4 separate regions of the Homo sapiens genome follow, and regions 1, 2 and 4 are each linked to region 3. The links are chromatin contacts, found by Hi-C or POLR2A ChIA-PET in ENCODE. All regions are on one chromosome and are shown on one strand. The core of a region is the stretch at or near the end of the contact, and the rest is flanking DNA. Distances in the headings are between cores, read along the strand shown.

What was found. A loop is a pair of places that touch in the nucleus more often than their neighbours do. ChIA-PET counts read pairs that join two places held with the same protein, here RNA polymerase II (POLR2A). Pooled maps may share reads with other maps.
Region 1: a map of CD8-positive, alpha-beta T cell shows a loop between it and region 3 (10-fold over the local background). The contact joins the promoter of LHFPL1 here to the promoter of AMMECR1 in region 3. A Hi-C loop is called at or near these places in 3 of 168 maps with a recorded cell type or tissue (CD8-positive, alpha-beta T cell and naive thymus-derived CD4-positive, alpha-beta T cell) and 7 of 50 pooled maps.
Region 2: a map of B cell shows a loop between it and region 3 (17-fold over the local background). The contact joins the promoter of PSMD10 here to the promoter of AMMECR1 in region 3. A Hi-C loop is called at or near these places in 1 of 168 maps with a recorded cell type or tissue (B cell), 1 of 37 single-sample maps with no recorded cell type and 9 of 50 pooled maps.
Region 4: a map with no recorded cell type shows a loop between it and region 3 (13-fold over the local background). The contact joins the enhancer-like site here to the promoter of AMMECR1 in region 3. A Hi-C loop is called at or near these places in 3 of 37 single-sample maps with no recorded cell type and 1 of 50 pooled maps. POLR2A ChIA-PET finds 5 or more read pairs at or near these places in 1 of 52 experiments (PC-9).

Annotation. Positions count from the first base shown.
Region 1 is chrX:112,678,500-112,681,554 of GRCh38, reverse strand. LHFPL1 (LHFPL tetraspan subfamily member 1) reads left to right here and starts at 1,617. Exons shown (of 4, transcript NM_178175.4): 1 at 1,617-1,726.
Region 2 is chrX:108,090,216-108,093,383 of GRCh38, reverse strand. It overlaps PSMD10 (proteasome 26S subunit, non-ATPase 10), which reads left to right and starts at 1,842. Exons shown (of 5, transcript NM_002814.4): 1 at 1,842-1,977. The coding sequence starts at 1,864. It overlaps ATG4A (autophagy related 4A cysteine peptidase), which reads right to left and starts at 1,606. Exons shown (of 13, transcript NM_052936.5): 1 at 1,548-1,606. The coding sequence starts at 1,557. RefSeq lists enhancers at 1,404-1,643, 1,694-2,093.
Region 3 is chrX:110,316,326-110,319,606 of GRCh38, reverse strand. It overlaps AMMECR1 (AMMECR nuclear protein 1), which reads left to right and starts at 1,522. Exons shown (of 6, transcript NM_015365.3): 1 at 1,522-2,008. The coding sequence starts at 1,536. It overlaps LOC105373312 (a long non-coding RNA gene), which reads right to left and starts at 1,355. Exons shown (of 4, transcript XR_938504.3): 1 at 1,159-1,355. RefSeq lists silencers at 1,340-1,489, 1,222-1,556, 1,750-1,809, 1,854-2,009 and an enhancer at 1,530-1,659.
Region 4 is chrX:107,674,768-107,677,718 of GRCh38, reverse strand. No RefSeq gene overlaps it. Among named protein-coding and RNA genes, the nearest start is that of PRPS1, 48 kb to the right of the region's middle. RefSeq lists silencers at 355-474, 1,305-1,364. Within about 2 kb of position 1,443, at least 39 of the 41 ENCODE cell types and tissues checked have a DNase peak (open chromatin) inside an H3K27ac peak, as active enhancers do; they include PC-9, where a contact is called at or near this core.

The sequences.
Region 1 (3,055 bases), core at 368-2,867, 2.4 Mb before region 3:
GTAAAATGGTATTCTTCTTAGAGTTTCAAATAATGATAGGTTCCCCAAATGACAGGTGTAGTCACTAAGCAAAGGGCAATATTTACTGCTGTGCATAGAGTGGGGATCATCTATTTTTTATATGTCAACATTTTCAGCCGTATCTCACACAGTTACTACGTGTCAGTTAATATTAACCTATATTTAATGAAGGAGGGCCTAACATTTCTTTTTACATAATCCTATGTCTGAAGCAATGGTTCTTAAGGGAATGACAGCTGGGAGGTTATAAAACTTAGTTGGGGGGCTTACACTGCCAAAAGTCTAACATTCCACCTAAGGAGTCATCTGTGCTTCCCCCAGAAACATGATGGCCTCAGTAAGCCATGATTACAGATGGGAATGGATTTATCACTGTGTTGTAGAACAAAACGGTAAAAATTGCTGATGGAAAGTTGCTAGATAGACAAATACATGCATGAATATAGGATCATATCACTGATAAAAGGCAGGACACAGGTGGTATACACAGAAGGCAGGAGAAACTTTGTAAGTTCATTAAATAATCACGGTACAATTAATATGTTAATTTACGGTCATATTTTGAATTATTGCCACAACATGCTAGAAAATAGGCCTAATCACCTTTGTAGCATTCTGGTGAGGGAACTGGGCCATCAGAGAAGCATGGATACTTTGGATCAGTCCAGTGTGCTCTGTTAATGTAACCATTCTTCCTTCTAAATCATTTGGATTTGTTCAGCAAAGTTCCCCATTCACAGGCCATCTAGGAGGGGAAAAGAGACATGTACGAAAATAATAATAATAATAATGATACTAGGTAGAAGATAATAAGTTTCCCCAAATATGAAGTGTCAGGGACATTCACAGGTGGGAAATATGACATCGGGTTGGAGTAGAACATCAGGCAAAGCTCCATTCATCTCCAGACCACTCAGCTCTTTTCCCAAGCAGAGTAGCAGTTATTAGTGCACTGGGATAAATTAAACACTGACTTTTGATTGTATTATTACTATAAAAATATATTAGTTATTCCTTTCAATGTATGATTTCCACAAATTCTGAAATGTAAGCTCATTACATCTTGGAGCCAAAGATTGCTCTGCTGGAGCATCTTCCCCATCAGGCAATGGAAATCAGTTTGGGGAGAAGAGGTTGTTCTGTCTTATTCTATTTAGGCATGTGTTCTCTCAGTCACTTCTAGCCACATGGGTCTGCTACCTACCATGGTAGAGATTATCTAGGGCATTGGAGGAAAATTAGAGAAAATCTCTGTTCCTCAGCAGGCTTTTGGGCAGCAAGTGAGGAAGTAAGATAACGCAGTTCAAGCGCGGGCATGCCTGCGCGCATGCGCGCGCGCTCGCGCGGACACACATACACACACACGCGCGCGCGCGCGCGCGCGCGCACACACACACACACACACACAGAGCTGCTTTGTCCGCTGTGAGGTTGGAGGTTTGGGGACTCTGTGCCCACTAAGCTACTTTCTATTTCAAGTGCCTGTATGTCTGAGGCTGGGTTTGAAGCCTCCAGCGTGTTTGGAGTTAATCCCCATTAGGTTGGACTCCGCCCCTTTCTCCCAAAGGTAAAGCAAGGTTTTCAGGCATCACTGCAAAGGGCAGCTAGTATTCCCATCCTTGTCTAACAAGCTGTAAGGAGAAGTTGTTTCTGAGATCTGAGCCTGAAGAGAGGGAACAAGTCAGTCAGCCTTCGTGGTCAGAAGGTAAATATGCAACTTGGGCCAAATGCAATTCAAACAGCTGGATAAGAAACTGCTTTGCTCTCCCCTTGCTCAGCCCCCCCTTCTCCCCTTCCTTTCTCAGGTTTCCTGTCCTTTCATCTCAAAGCTCAGAGAAGCCGTTTTCTACCCGAGGGCAGCCTGGTGCTTTTTTATTTCTTCATAGTCCGTTGTTTGCACAGAGGCTAAGATGAATCAGGGCTGGATTCCTATTTCATATTGACAAGATTTGAGGACCTAAGGGTTAAGTGCTAGTTGGTTTCCCCAGGGGAGTTGGTAACCTGAGGAGATGAAGTGCCTGTTTCTGGGAGTGGAGAGAGTGATTTTGTTATGACCTGTCTATACAAGTAAAAATGGATCCGGTTTGCTAATGTGGTAGGTTGATCTCCTGGATTTGCCTAAATCTAAGGGGTTATGCGACGGAAATGGGGTAATGAAGTTAAACTGAAATGCAAATATTGAGGCCTCTCAGGCTGGAAATAAAAGAATGCATCCATTTGGTAAATATTTATGAGTTCCTACTATGTGCCAAGGCATGACAATTTCCAGAAGAACCTGAAATACTTAAACTATAAATCCATTCTTGCAAAGAACACTTGGCCAAGTGGTTTCATTTTGTGGTGGGGAACTGAAAATAGAATGAAGCCTAGGGGTGAGGAAAAATCACCCATGGAGTGGTTGTGGGGAGAGAAAGGGGAAAGGAGAGATGTTCTAAATCTTAGGTGGTTTCAAGTCTTTTCCATTACTTATGAGAGAATAGGGTCTTTTCTGGTAGAAAGGGAGAGAATTGATACCTACTCTGGTGTTAGGTATAGTGCAGATGTTTCACTTGAATTTTATGCTTAATCATTTCCATTTTATAAATGAAACCAAAACTCAGAGGTTTTAAGTGATCTTTTTATGTGCATATAGCCTGTAAGGGGCAGACCTCAGGACTCTGTCTCTGATCTGATTCCAAAATTGTGACTTTTCCACTAAAACAGTATTCCTCAATCATTAGTTCCCATTAGAATAAATTGAGGATTTTTAACAATATGAATTCCCATAAATTCGAATTCAGTGAATCAAGGAGGGGGTGACATAGTCTGCATTTTGAACAAGCATTGAAAGTGATTCTGAACAAGCATTGAAAGTGATTCTGTTGAGACAAACATTCTTGATATACCATGCTGCCTCTCAACTTCTCTGAAGTGATTGGAAAAGCAATCAGCCCATCTTCTTCCCATATGGGCCAGATTCACTCAATAGAAGTGGTCAGCTGTGGTGACATTTTATTCCCAGCTTATACAATGGAGTGGAGAGACTAATGGGCAA
Region 2 (3,168 bases), core at 593-3,092, 2.2 Mb after region 3:
ACTACAATATGGATGAATCTCAAAAATATTATGCTAAGTGAAAGAAATCAGACACAAAGACTGCATATTGTATGATTTCATTTATATAAAATGTCCAGAATAGGCAAATTTATAGAAACAAAAAAGTAGATTAGTGGTTGTCTGGGGCTGGGAATGGGACAGAGGATTGATTAACTATAAATAGGCATGAGGGACCTTACTGGAGGGATCAAAAAGTTCTAAAACTGATTTATGGTGATGGTTGCCCCACTTCAGTAAAGTTACCAAAAATCATTTAATTATGCACTTGAAATCAGTGAATTTTATGATATGTAAAATGTGCCTCATTTTGAGTGAGTGTTATACAGGAACTCTACTAACCTTGCAACTTTTCTATAAATCTACAACTATTCTGAAATTTTTGAAAAATTAAATAAAAATAAAAATAAAAAAGTATATGTTTATGAATTGATATCAGTATTTGGCAGTACCTATCTATGTAAAATGACATTTTCAAAGATTAAATAGGTAAAAATTTCCTAACAGATCAGCATTAACAGATGAACACTTAAAATCAATTTTGACAATAGGGAACACTAATTCTGAGCCCCAATTAAGCAAAATATTATCCCCTAAAAAGAATTCTATTCTTCTCATTGGTAGTCTTCCTGTATTACAAAAAAAGTACTCAATTACTATTATATTTTGAATTTCATCAATAAAAATTTGTTGAAATTTGTTTTCTCTTTTGTCATAAAAGTACCAACAAAATATTCTTGATTTTGCCTTTTGGCCTACAAAGCCTAAAATATTTACTATCTGGCTCTTTACAGAAAGTTTCCCAACTCCTGTTCTACACTATAACAGGATAAACATAAACATCATGAGTCTCTTTCTTGAATGTATTCTTATCGTTACCTAGTTGTGGCATAATGTCCTCTGGATATGCCCTATAAAGGATCAGTCTTGCATTGCTTCTGCTATGGCACTATTTGGGATTTCTATAAAAAGAAACACTATTAGCTTAATAGTTGTAGCAAAGCCTTGACAACATAGTTAATATCGTGATATTAAAATGCCAACACCACAGCCCGGTATCCTTAAGATGACCCTCATCAAGCTGTGATGTCACCAGGCTATGGACTCACCGAGGTCTCTTAGATATCAGGTGGCTCCCACGGCATCACACCCTGCCTTTGGCATCACCCTGGCACATCACCTCAGTACGGTGCCATATGCTATCACTGCTGTGGTAGAACCCTGTCCTGATGCCACACCGCCGAGATGTCAGAGTAATTAACCCCCACTTCTTTCCACTCCCTAGGCGGTGGCAGGGAGGGGGAGGGTAGCCACAGTCACCGGTTCGAGCTCAGTAGGTAGTACTCAGCTCCAACCCTTGTCCCTTCCGCCTGCCACTGCAGGTCAGGAACCCCGGGGGACAGGACCTTTAGGCTCTCATAACTCTTGCCCTGCCCCCGAACCTGTTTCATATGGCCGACTCAACGACCCGCCAGCGACTACCCACCCCGGCTCTTTCACACGGTTCCACTCAAAGCCGCTCCCCGTACCTGACTCCATTCTCCAGCTGTCATCCTGGGCCAATTCCACCGGCAACTTGACTACGGACGGACGGTCGCTAGGATCCCTGGGACTTGTAGTTCTGCACTGCTAGGGGCCAAGTCTGTGAGGGCAGCAAAGGCGCCTCCCTGCCCGGAACTGCTCTCAAACTGCAACTCCCAGAGGCGCCGCGCGACGGGAAAAGAAAAGGGAACGAGGAAGGCCGGTGATTGGTGAAGCTCTAACGGCTGTTTTGACTGGCGTAGCCGGAGCCGGCGACGTGAGGCGGGCGTTGCTCGCGCGACAAGTAGTTGCTGGGACAGCGAAATGGAGGGGTGTGTGTCTAACCTAATGGTCTGCAACCTGGCCTACAGCGGGAAGCTGGAAGAGTTGAAGGAGAGTATTCTGGCCGATAAATCCCTGGCTACTAGAACTGACCAGGTAAAGCAACGCTAGGTCTCTCCGCAGTCGGCGACGTCGGCGAAGCCCTACGTGGCTTTCGGGGCCCGGCCCTAGCGGAGGCCCCGTTTCTGAGAGAAGCAGAACCCCGCCCCCGCCGCCCCAAGCAGTCCCCCTGGGTCACCTCGGGACTCGCGATAGGCCTGCGGGAGCTAGCCCCACAGACCTCAGATATTTTCCCGTTGGCCCGGAGCTCCGCTCCCTGATTTTTGGATAGTTCTAGAACGTCTACCGCATTTCTCAGAAACTCCCAATCAGTGAAAAGGAAGGCTTTTTATATGGATTTATTTACCTTTACTAGTAACTGTATTCAGTAACGCATGTGAAATTGAACGCCCCTTCCGTGCCAGGCAGTTTGCTAGGAGCTGGGGATACGGTGGAGTGGAAGATGCAGACAATAAAATAAGCACAAAAACATGTCCGATTACAAATTGTGGTAAATACTCGGCAGAGAAGTTTACATGGTGCTTTCAGAACACGTTAATAGGAGGATCTGATGCTGAATATGACTGTCGTTAATTGGAAAAGTTTTTGCAAAGAAGGGAAGGTTAGTTAGACTTTGAAGCATGAGTGGGATTTCCATGGGGGAATGAGTGGACATTCTAAGCAGAGGTAGACAGAAGTTTAGAAGTGTTTCTTTCTGCCCTCCTGCTCACAGGACTCTCGTGCTTTCATCCTCAGTTTCTAGGATTCATGGTGCCTTTAGTAAGCCCACAAATATTTATAGATGGCCTTGTGTTTCGCAGACAGTGTCGTAAGCACTAGTGAGACTGTCCCATACTTACAGATCTCCATTTTGTGTCTTTTGGGAGAGAATTAGAAATCAAGAGACTGTTTTCTCTTTTCTGGAACTTTCCTTTATTACTCAACCTGAAAATGGCCTTATCTTTACCTGGTTTACTTCATTATGGTCTGGTGATATTTAAGGATTTAAATTTAAATGTAATACTTTATATTAAGATTTAATACTCCATTGGAAATTTAACCATTCTTCAGTCAAGTCAGTGGCTTAAAAAGGGAAAGGAACTATTCAGCATCAAGAGACGTAAAAAACATGAAGAAATGCAATTTATGGATCTCGTCTGGTTCCTGATTTAAACAAACCAACTGCAAAAAGACATTTGGGAGACAGTTGGGGGCAATCTGAATACAGACCGGATATTAGACATTCTA
Region 3 (3,281 bases), core at 273-2,772:
AAAAGTGTTCAATACATACTATAATAGCTATTTATCTGATTATGTGCATGTATCTGACTTAATTCATAAACTCTTTTAGAGCGGGAGGCATACTTCCTGAGTACGCCCTGGATTTCAACAGAAGTATAGTGTTGTGCACATAGTATGGTGCAGAGGCTCAATATTACTGAATGAATAAATTGTTTTGTTTTTATTCCCTGAGTGGAATGAACAGCCCCCAGCTATCTGCAAGATCCCACGCATGTAGAAAAAAGGTGACAAAAATCAATCTGCAGTTTTTAAATATGCAGATACCTGACTTTATCTAGATGTTTTAGCATGGTGTAGATACAATGCAAATAACTTACGCTTTCTATTTCTATCACGTTCATTTCTACGAATTTTAACATTTGATTATTGTCATTATTTTTATTATTAAGCTGCACTTAGGCACCCAGAAAGGGACTGACTCATATGTCTCCTCATCCATCCAAGCATTTAATTGAGAAATTTTAAAAATGAATATTAAGAGCTAATTATATACTTGAACAAAATCTTTCAATTTGTGACTAAGTACATTACCTTCCCTATTTATCTCTAAGATCTGAGCACTACAGATAATATTCCTAATTGCTTTGTACCCAAGCCAAGAAATAAAAACCAAAACCAGAAAAGTCCACCACTGCAAGTCCCAAAGCACAATTAGTATCTTTGAACCAGTGAAGTATTAGTTAGGACTTTATTTTTGGCTTTTAAATGTTTAAACGGGGCAAGGAGGGTAAGTTGGGGGAACAAGTACAAGATACATAGATTCAGTCGGACTTGAATATTTCTCCATAAGGAAAGGAAAGAGTACCCTGGTGTGTGCTTAGGCTGGAATTAAAAAGACAGCAGCGTGGCCATTTCCTGGATTGCTTTGTACACACTTTACAGGGGCGGTCTCAGGTATGGAGCTCTGGGCACCTGCTCGCTCACACTCCAACAGTTCAGAAACCCGTGTATTTGAGGCCGGGTGGCTCAGGTTCCACGTAACTGGGCTTAAGTGTCATTAATACTGCTTGCGGCGGGGGGTTACTGAGCTGTGCTTTGGGACCTGGATGCTTACTTCGGACTTTCTCCTTTCTTCCCCCCTACCCCCACTAGTTTCCCTTTCCCTCCTTCCTTCCCGGGCGTGCCCACCTTCTCCCTTTGCTCCCACTTTCCGCTGTCTGACTCTTGTTTCCTTCACCTTCCTTTCTAATCGGCTTCCTGTCTTCCAACCTCTGCCGGCCGGAGAGATTGAGATTGGGGCTGGGGCTGGGGCTGCGGCTCAGAAGAGGCACGAGTCGGGCGGGACAGGCGCGAGGCGCCCAGCCGCGAAAGCGAGGAGCGCGCACCGAGGCGGGGGCGCGCGCGGGGCAGCCGCGTGGCTAGGCAGACGGGGCCGGGAGCGGCGCGCGCGCGCCCCGCCAGCCTCTGGCGCGCCCCCGGCGGCCTGAGCCGCAGCGTGCTCGCCCCCGCCGCCAGCTCGCCTCACTTATGGGTCGGAAACGCTGCGTGGGGGAGACTGTTCCAAGATGGCGGCGGGTTGCTGCGGGGTGAAGAAGCAGAAACTGTCCAGTTCGCCCCCCTCTGGCTCGGGTGGCGGTGGTGGCGCCTCCTCCTCCTCCCACTGCAGCGGAGAGAGCCAGTGCCGAGCTGGGGAGCTGGGACTAGGAGGCGCCGGTACGCGGCTCAACGGGCTGGGAGGTCTAACCGGAGGAGGTAGCGGCAGCGGCTGTACCCTCTCTCCCCCCCAGGGCTGCGGCGGCGGCGGCGGGGGGATCGCCCTGTCGCCACCTCCGAGCTGCGGAGTGGGGACCCTACTTTCTACCCCGGCCGCCGCCACCTCTTCCTCACCCTCCTCATCGTCCGCCGCCTCGTCCTCATCGCCGGGCTCCCGGAAGATGGTGGTGTCAGCAGAGATGTGCTGCTTTTGCTTCGATGTGCTCTACTGTCACCTGTATGGATACCAGCAGCCCCGGACCCCCCGATTCACCAACGAGCCCTAGTGAGTACCGTGCCCTCCGCCGCCCTCTCCCTTGCGCTCGGGATGGGGCTCAGAGTTGAGGCAAAGTGCGAGTCCGCCTCCCGGCCGGCGGATGCCCCTGCCCTCTCGCTGCCCGGGTCCCCGGAGCTACTCAACTGAACTAAGGGCACCCTGCGCTTTTTGCCCTCCGAGGCAGGCACCCCACACTTGGAGCAGGGTGCTGCTGCAAGGAATGGCCCCGTGGCTCCTAGAGGTGTTAGCTTTCTCTTTGCGATGACTTCGAGGAGTTTTGACTCCTTTACTTGTCTCCTTCACCACCCCCACCACCCCTCACCCTGCCCCGGTTTTGGAGATCTGGGTTACTCAAGGTGTTGACCTCTCCTCACTTTGGTTTCCATTACCCCAAGTGAAAGCCCCGCCAGTATTCCCGCCCCGCGTATCTTGCACATGGAGAACTACTATCCCATTGCAGGATGAAAAATAGCAACTATCCAACTTCTGTTAGTGATGGAACTTAGCTCTGGAGCTTGTGAGGTTACCCATCTTCTCCTCTGGGTTTTCTTGTGCCCTGGGAAGGGGGGAGGTTTCTTAAAACACATTTTTCCCTTACTACTTATTTTTATCCAAATACACCCATTAAAATGTGTTTCTCGTGTAGCGAGCGCACTGCCGGCTTCCTCACATTTGAAGAGTGCGACCTTTTTTTTTTTTTTTTCCATTCCACCGTCTGGATAATAGCTCATTCAAAGAGAACTGTCCCCACAGAGCCACGGTCAGTTTGTACATTAAGCGTGCATTCGCTTTTGTGTCGATTTCACTTTTTAAGAAATCCATGTTATACTTGATGATTTGAGAACAGTTAAATAGTAAATGTGTAGGAATTGTTATGGTTTCCTTTGGTTTTGTATCTTAAATTATTTTACCCTTCAAGTGTGTGGTTGAAAAATTTTAAAATAGCACTGTTACAGCTAAAAGCCAGGTTAATTCTAATCCCTGTCCATTTGGATGTGTGGGAGGTGGGGCATATGGTTTTTTTTTTTTAATGTGTAAACTGAATGTAAACTGACTTTTTGCGTTAAATGCTAGACAGAATGTAAAGACCAAGAGAGGGCAGAATGAGAAAAAGTGCAATTGCTTTTATTTGAGTACTTAGCATCAACAAGAAAAATAATACAGAAAAAATTTCAGTGAAACTCGTACTGAAAGGCATCAGCCCCTTTTCCAGCTAAGACAAGTGCCCCTTGTCCCCCATATCATAAATACCTGAATTGATGTTCTTTTAAAACTGCTCCTT
Region 4 (2,951 bases), core at 194-2,693, 2.6 Mb after region 3:
GCCAGCATGCCCAGCCGGGAAAGCTATTCTTGAAAAGAGAGGGAATTCCTGAGGTTGACCCACCACCGGAGGCAGCGTTTTTTGCTCTCCAAAGTGCCCACAGGTCTCTCCAAAGGCACTTACTTCCCCTCCACCTCAGATGAGTTATGGAGAGCAAGTGTGAAAATGTCCCTGGTGCTAAATCAATTAGGATCGCCTTGGCAATCAAGTCCTTGATTTGTCAGCTTTATTTCCCAGCTTCTTCCGTACCTTCTAGGTAGAATCTCATTAACTCCTTTCCAATCTCTAGGAAAAAAGCAAGCACCTGAGAAAAAGAGGACACACACAGCTGCATTCAAGCCGCCTTCACAGAGAAAACAGGTAGTCAGTGGGGGAAAAAAATTGGCGATGTTATGCTTAAAATAGCTGGGAAATGGTAGCAGTACTTTAAAAGCAAGCCTGGCTGGGGGGCCTTTCCATTGGCCTTGCCCAGCTGTCTCCCTCCCACTCAGAACGAAATGTTCTGTCTTTTTGTGGTTGTAACCTCTTTTCACTTGGAATGACTTGCTATGTCTGGACGTTGATCAGGGCTGCTGCTCTAAGACGCTCTCACGCAATAATAAATTACCCAGTAAGCCTTGGTGTAAGATCTCCTCCCCCGCCCCCGCCCACTTTTTTCTCCTCCCCGTCCTCCTCATCCCACTGGAAAAGTCGCTGTGGTTGGTTCTTAGGCGGCTTCCAAGCCCATGCTGATCAGCATCACTTGCCTCTGGCCACCCTCCCCTGTGACCGGCAGCACATGTCGCCCCACGCGGCCCCGGCTTGGGGAGCGTAAGGCATGTGGGCCTCCATGCGGCCGCCAGACGAGGGCGGGACCGGGACGCTTCGCCCTGCCTGGGGCTCCTGGTGAGTTCCGGGTGACTGGAGTGGGGACAAGAGGCACCAGGGAAGGACGTGAGTTCTTTAGATTTTCCAAACGCCTCTGACACATGTCCTCACTCAAAGCTGCCCAAGAAAACAAAACAAGCTCCGCTAACTAGGGAGGCGGGAAAAAGTGGGGGAGGCAATGAAGGTTTGGCCTCAGAATCCCAGAACTACAGTGGGATGAGGGGTGGGCAGGGAGGAGGTGGAGAGGCAGGCAGGGCTGGCCGCCCTGGCACAGCCTTGGAAGCCAAGCTTTGGGGTTTAGAGGAGAGCAGGGGTCAAATGCCTGAGAGCCTGCCTAGGCAGGTAAGGGGAAAGGGGAAAGTGGCCAGGGTACAAGAGGGTGGTTCTCAAAATTGGCTGCAAATTATAATCACCTGGGGAGCTTTTACAAATCCGGACACCCGGGTCTCACCTTACACCAATGTTATCAGAATCCCAGGGGGTGAGACCTAGGCAGGAGTGTTTTTCTAAACTCCCCAGGTGGTTCCAATGTGCAGCTGACTCTGAAAACCAGCAGTGCAAGAGCTCGCTGCTCAGAGCTGGTCCCAAGCCCGGCAGCATGAACCACAACTGGGAGCTTGTCAGAAATGCAGAATCTTGAGCCCCAGCTGGGATCTACTGAATCAGCATTTGCATTTTAAAAATAACAGCCCTATTAAAGTATCATTCACATGCCATAAAATTCACCCTTTTAATGTGTACAATTAAGAAGTTGTTAGTATATTCAGAATGTTGTGTAACCACCACCTCTATCTGGTTCCATTTTCATCACTCCAAAAAGAAACCCCAGACCCTTTAGCAGTCAGTCCCCATTTCCCTCCCCACAGCCATGGGCAACCGCTGCTGTACTTTCTGTCTCTAAGGATTTGCTCCGTCTGGATGTCGCAATTACACACATTACGGTTTGCAAAGCACTGGCATGAAAAACCCTCTAAAACAAACGGCCCTTACTCCCTTCCCACAATCATTGCCATGCAGCCATGAGGGTCCAGAGTTGCTAGATTCTCTGCTTTTTTGCAAAAGAAGCCAATATGTGGATTTTTATGTGAAATCTTCCACTTTTTAAAAGGTTGGCAACTAATTCAAATTTATGGAAAACACTGTTCAGGCCAAACAAAACCTGCCCAAGGGCTGGATTCAGTCTGTTAGCCACCAGTTTGCAACTTCTGACAGTCACCAGGTTCTTCCCAAACCCACCCAAATCCTTTCTACTCCAGCCATAGTCTTTCTTTTTGTTCCAGTTTCCATGAGTGTGGGAAAATTACTGCTTAGTAGCCTCCTTATAAAATCTTCTCATCTTATTTCTCCCTTCTCCAAATGGACAGCCAAGCATTTCTTGAGGACCTACTATGTGCTTAGTGCTTTATATATTTTGTGAATCACTTAAATCTTCACAACAACCTTTAGGGCAAAGATTATTACCCAAGTTTTAAAGACGCAGAAACTGGAGCTCAGAGAGGTTAAGTAACTTTCCTGATGTTGCACAGCCACTAAGTGACAAAGCCTGAACTCTTTCCGCCTCACTACACTGCCTCTACTTCACCAATCTCTGCCCCGAGGCCCCATCTTTCATCTTTCTTCCTATTCTGAGCCTTTTCCCTTTTCCCCAGATGATGGACATGGCTGTCTGATGAAGACTCTAGACTGTCACAGAGCATGGTCTCAACAAGCTTAGGACCCATGTTTGCTGGGGAGAGTCTCAGCTTCAAACACTCGGGCTTGTTTCCCCATAAGTACATTCATCCTTGTCAAATATGTGTCCTGATCTTTGCTTTGGAAAATGTGGTCCACAGAAGTGAGCTGTGCTCTATTTTGACGCTGAATCTTACTCAGCTTGTGGTCAACTCCCTCCTTCACTTGGTGTTTTCCTTGTTTATTTGTGTCGAGCCAAATTATGTTGTTAGGTTTTGTCACTAACGAACCCCTTGCACTCATCCCTGCTGAATTTCACCCGGGTTTCACAGGACCTTCTTCCTCTAACCCGTCCAACTGGAAGTCCCTCCCCTCTCTGCTGTGGGTTTGGCCCCCCTCCCAACCTTCTGTCA